Regions from separate parts of the Homo sapiens genome. Here region 1 is linked to region 2. A link is a loop called in an ENCODE intact Hi-C map of the cell type or tissue named here. Cell type or tissue: Calu3. All regions are shown on one strand. Each heading gives the region's core, and the rest is flanking DNA. Links, peaks and the distances in the headings are about the cores only.

What was found. A loop is a pair of places that touch in the nucleus more often than their neighbours do. Peaks named below come from ENCODE experiments on the same cell type or tissue, not always from the same donor. Only the 100,000 strongest peaks of a DNase experiment are listed, where the experiment ranks them.
Region 1: it touches region 2 in a loop (11-fold over the local background); 2 of 110 quality-filtered maps call a loop at or near these places.

The regions. Positions count from the first base shown.
Region 1 is chr10:64,730,332-64,733,263 of GRCh38, forward strand. No RefSeq gene overlaps it. Among named protein-coding and RNA genes, the nearest start is that of LINC02671, 190 kb to the right of the region's middle. In Calu3, for the core only: no CTCF peak of the experiment used is centred there; a DNase peak (open chromatin) is centred at 1,610.
Region 2 is chr10:64,429,568-64,432,499 of GRCh38, forward strand. The region is part of intron 4 of LOC124902439 (a long non-coding RNA gene); the gene reads left to right. Among named protein-coding and RNA genes, the nearest start is that of LINC02671, 490 kb to the right of the region's middle. In Calu3, for the core only: a CTCF peak has its summit at 1,346; a DNase peak (open chromatin) is centred at 1,364.

The DNA of each region.
Region 1 (2,932 bases), core at 321-2,820, 300 kb after region 2:
TTTGAAAACCTTTTCAGAAAAATCTTTCTTTCTTTCTTTTCCTTCCTCCCTCCCTCCCTCCCTTCCTTCCTTCCTTCTTTCTTTCTTTTTTGACAGAGTCTCACTCTGTCACCAGGCTGGAGTGCAGTGGTGCGATCTCGGCTCACTGCAACCTCCATCTCCTGGGTTCAAGCGATTCTCCTTCCTCAACCTCTCTAGTAGCTAGGACTACAGTTGCGCCCCACCACGCCCAGCTAATTTTTGTATTTTTAGTAGAGACAGGGTTTCACCATGTTGGCCAGGATGGTATCCATCTCCTGACCTCGTGATCTGCCCTCCTCAGCCTCCAAAAGTGCTGGTATTAAAGGTGTGAGCCACCGTGCCTGGCTGAATCTACTTTCTTAATGTAAATTTTATAAAATCTAAATAGAAATCAAGTATTTCTGATACAAATTTAGTGTCTGAATTGACATGGCTGTAAAGTGAAAAATCCATGCCAAATTTGGAAGACTTCGTACCCCCAAAATGTAAAATATCTTAATAATATTTTGTACTGATTATGTGTTGAAACGATAATGTTTTAGAAATTATCTAAATGAAATATATTATTAAATTAAAAGAAGTTAGACAACTCAAAATTCAATCAAATTGTAGAATATCAACATTTAGTCTTGTAGCCATGTTCTCTTTGGCCCTGATTTCAAGAATGAGGTTATAATACTATATCTAGTTATATATTATATAGCTCTCTATATAAATATAACATATACAATAAATTTATTATATAATATATATAATATAACCTGTTCTTAAAAACTGAATAATCCAGGGCCAATTTTTCTATTCTGTTGTGATAACTCAAGTGTGCATTTTAAGTTAGTCACCACCTATGATTCATTGTAAAGCATACTCAATTTTAAAACACATCCTGTCCTGAAGAAACTTGCTTGAACTTTGTCAATGTCATAGGTTTGTGCTCAGAATCTATTTCTTGAAGTGGATTTTAGGACTAGAAGAGCATCATAACTGTTGAAGGTAAGAACTCTGTAAGTGTAGCAGGAGGAGCCACAGACAAAACCCCTCAGACACCAGGTTAAAGAAGGAAGATGCTTTATCCAGCCAGGAGCATCTGCAGACTTGGGTCTCAAGAACCGAGCTTCTGGCCGGTCACAGTGGCTCACGCCTGTAATACCAGTACTTTGGGAGGCCGAGGTGGGCGGATCACAAGGTCAGGAGATCAAGACCATCCTGGCTAACACGGTGAAACCCCGTCTCTACTAAAAATACAAAAAAAAAGTAGCCGGGTGTGGCGGCGTGCACCTGTAGTCCCAGCTGCTGGGGAGGCTGAGGCAGGAGAATGGCGTGAACCCGTGAGGTGGAGCTTGCAGTGAGCAGAGATCGGGCCACTGCACTCCAGCCTGGGCGACAGAGCAAGATCTCCGACTCAAAAAAAAAAAAAGAACTGAGCTCCCTGAAGAAAGAGTTCCTGGCCCTTTTAAAGGCTTACAACTCTAAGGGGTCCACGTGAAAGGGTCGTGTGATAGATTGTGCAAGCATGGGGTACGTGACTAGGTGGGGGTGGTGAGCAAGGCAAGTATTTCTCCATACCATTGTCTGTGATCTATAGACAGCACAAGTGGTTAGGGTGGTGGTTAATCTTTAACTTACAGGCCTGGCCAGTGGCGCGGATCAGTCTGTTGTTTTTCAGTTTTTACTTCCTCCTTTTCTTTGGAGACAGGGGACAGTAGGAGGAATGGCCTCTTTCCTCATTAGAAGTGAACATCCTATTCCATGTGACCTGCAGCTAGCCCCTATGGTGTTGGGATGCAAGGAAGTGGTATGTGCATGCATAAACAGTAGTTAAAGGAAAGTGAAATCCAAATATTCAGGGCTTAGAAATGCAGCTCCATTATCACAGAAGACAAATGTGTATAGTGTTACAGGTAGTTAGATAGGGATGAGTGAGGCGGGAGAGGGCTCTTCCCCCACCCACTAGGAATGTCAGGTGATGGTTCAACAATTATCACACTGCCTCGCTAAAAATGACAACTCAGTAGGGAGTGCTAGGGCACCAGAGAGAGACAATCTCCTGATGATCCACAGCTATTAACATTAAAGTGTTAAGGGAATAGAGATGCCAGGGAGAAGAAACCTCCGGGGCATGCATGTTAACATACAAAATAGAGAAGTATGATCTTCCAGGGACACTTCACCAGAAAAGGGAAGAAAGCCTCAGATGGGCATACGAGCAACTTCCTAAACACACTACCGCATGCTCAGTTCCCAGGGGCAAAGAGGAGACTGCGCATGCGGGAAGCCCACCCTAAGGGAAGAATCATGGAAAAGAAGTGAGCCAAAAAGTCCTAGGAGACCAAGGTTAAATGCTCTCTTTGACCTTCAGACGCCTTTTTGGATCTCTTCCAAGTGAACTTTCCTTTCTTTCCTATTCTACAGCCTTTAAAAAAAAAACTTCCACTCTTGCTCTGAAACTCACTTCGGTCTTGTTCTGCCTTGTGCTCCTCAGTAGAATTCTTTCTTCTCAGGAGGCAAAAATTGAAGTTGCTGCAGACGCATTAAGATACACTGCTGATAACCTGGGGAAACTCTGATACCAGCCACCAGTAACATATAGTATGGGAAAATATAGTGGTCAAAGAACATGACCTCTGACAACACATTGCACAGTCCTTTGATATCCTGAGTTCACTTGACAGCTGAGTTGAAGAATCTACTTCTCTCTGTTCTGTTGTTCTTCTCTCTTCTCTTGGTGACTATTAAAAGTGGATTCAGAATAGACATTGTTTATAGCGTAGCTGAGGGAATGATAATGAAGTTGCACATAAAACTTTATCATGTTCATCCTCTGCCTCATATTTTTCCAAGTTTCATACTACCTATAGCTACCTGATATACTGCATGAAGTGACAGATCATATCATTTGGTAGTGACATGT
Region 2 (2,932 bases), core at 257-2,756:
AATGGAGTCCAGTGCCACATTAAGAAAATAATACATCGCAGACAAGTGTTTTTCATTCCAGAAATACAAACGTGGTTAAATATTAGGCAACCTATTAAGAGCATATACTATATTAATACATCTAAAAATCATATGATTATTGTTATGGTCTGAATATTTGTGTTCCCTCCAGAATCATATGTTGAAATCCTATAACCGAAGACAATGATATTAGGAGGTGGGGCTTTGGGGAGGTTATTAGATCATGAGAACAAAGTCCTCATGAATGGGATTGGTGCCTTATGAAATAGGCCTAAGGTAGCTGGTTTGCCTCTTCCACCATATAATGGTACAGCTAGAAGGAGCTATCTATGAATAAGAAATCAAGATCTCACTAGACACCAAATCTGCCAGGATCTTGGTCTTGGACTTTCCAGCTTCCAGCTCTATTAGAAAATTTCTGTTGTTTATAAGCCACTCAGTTTATTGTATTTAGCTATAGCAGCCTGAACAGACTAAGACATGTATCTTCATAGTTGCTTACAAAAAGCCTTCAACAAAATTCAAAGCCACTTCCTGCTAAAAAATATTCAAGAAAATAGTGATTATGGGCACTTTTTAAAGATGATAATATATGTGTGTACACATATATGTGTATATGTGTGTACACATATATGTGTATATGTGTGTACACATATATGTGTATATGTGTGTACACATATATGTGTATATGTGTGTACACATATATGTGTATATGTGTGTACACATATATGTGTATATGTGTGTACACATATATGTGTATATGTGTGTACACATATATGTGTATATGTGTGTGTATATATAAAATATACAAATATACATTTATATAAACATATACTATATATCTTTGTCATAAAACTGGTATTTTATGTAATGAAAATGTATACTAGGCATTTTCACTAAGTTCAAGAAAGATGCAAATATGTCCACAATCTCTGATAGTATTTAACATTATACTACTTTTATATAAGAGAAATTCATGGAGGCATAAGTATGGGTAAAGAGAAATAGGAACATCTCTACTTTCACCTGATAGGATAGACTCCTGGAAAACCCTGGAGAATCAATGCTAAAAATAATGTAAACAATAAAATAATTCAGTTAGATGGCATAATATCAAATTTACATACAGAAATCAATAAGCCTATGCTATAGTTCGAATGTGTTCCCTGAAAAATTCAGGTATTGCCAATATGATAGAATTAAGAGGTAGGGCCTTTAAGAAGGGATTAGGCCATGAGAGCTTTTCCCTTGTAAATGGGATTAGTTGCCTTTATAAAAGAGCTTGATGAGGGAAGCTTGTCCCTTTTGCACTTCTGCCCTCTGCCATGTGAGGGCACAACATTCCTCACCTCTAAAGGATGCAGCATTACAGCGGCATCTTGGAAGCAGAGAGCAGCTCTCACCAGACACTGAATCTTCCAGCACCTTGACCTTGGACCTCCCAGTCTCTAAAACTGAAAAAAAATTTCTGTTGTTTATAAATTACTCAGTCTATGGTATTGTGTTACAGCAGCACAGATGGCTAAGATGCCCTATTTAAAAGGTATTACCTTTACTAAAAATAAAAAAACAAAAAACATAAAACAAAATGTTTAAAGCCCTCTTAAAAGCCAAAAAGTAGACTTGAATAAATGGAATGACATGCACAGTTCCTGGCTAGACCAACCCAGTATTATAAAGATGTCATTTCTATCAAAGTTGTGTTTATAAATTTAACACCCAATAAAAATACAAAGAAGCTTTTTATGAAGTTAGACAAAGTAACATTAAATAGAAATTTAAATATGAAAAAGCGACATGCAAAAATAGATAAGAAAACACTATGAAAGAAACACTATGAGAAGGTTTAGCCCTACTAGGAATTTAAGCTCATTATTAAGGCACAGCAACTAAATCAGGTGGTACTTGTGGATGAAGAGACAAAAAAGCCTGTTTTTTTTGTTTTGTGAAATATATTTAACGTCTTGAAATAGACCCAAATGCCTATGAAAACGTAGTAAATGATAAAAGCGGCATCTCTTGTCACTGGGACAATGATGGGCTATTGACTTAATGGTGGTGGGAAAATGGATAGCCACTGGAAGATGACATAGTTAGATCTATTTCTCACACCATTCACAGGAAGGAACTTAAAAAGTTTCAGAGATCTAAATGCAAAACATGTAATTGTACAACTACTGAAAGAAAACATGAGTAACTTGTTTTTTAACTCTCATCTAGGGAAAGACCATCTCACAATTCAGAGGCAATAAAAGGAAAGATTGATGAATTTGACTACATAACTATAAAATATTTTCATGGCAGAAAAAGTAGAAAATTGCCAAAAGATAACTGACAAACGTGCTGAAAATATTCAACGTAATCTAGAAAAATGGCTAATATACTAATATATAAAGAACTCTTTAAAATTGAGGAGACAAAAATCTGAAAACCTGCTGAAAAATGAAAAAAGATATTACCAGACATTTCTTAAAATATATTTCTATAAAAATGTGCAAAGTGAAATACAAAGAGTAACCAGAAACTAATGAGGTTGGTTAATTACAGGGGATGTGTAGAAACAGTGTGGAAATATTGGGCAAATAAGAATGAGGCAGAAGAGATGAGGGAGAAGTGACATTTCTATGAATACATATTTTTATAATAGTTTTGATGCTTTAAACCATGGTGATCCTTCACATATCCCAAAATATAAACAATTAAAATTAACCAGAATTTTAACAGGGGGGAAACTGAAGATGAAATATGAAGCGTAACAAATCAAATCAATTACAAATTAATAGCATTACCACAGTAAAGACTGTGCGAAGAAAATAACCTTAAGTCGGTTTGGAAAACAGCATTTTGACTATATACTTTTTAGGTTAAAGACCAAAAGAGCTGCACACAAATATAATACTCTAGTTAGTAA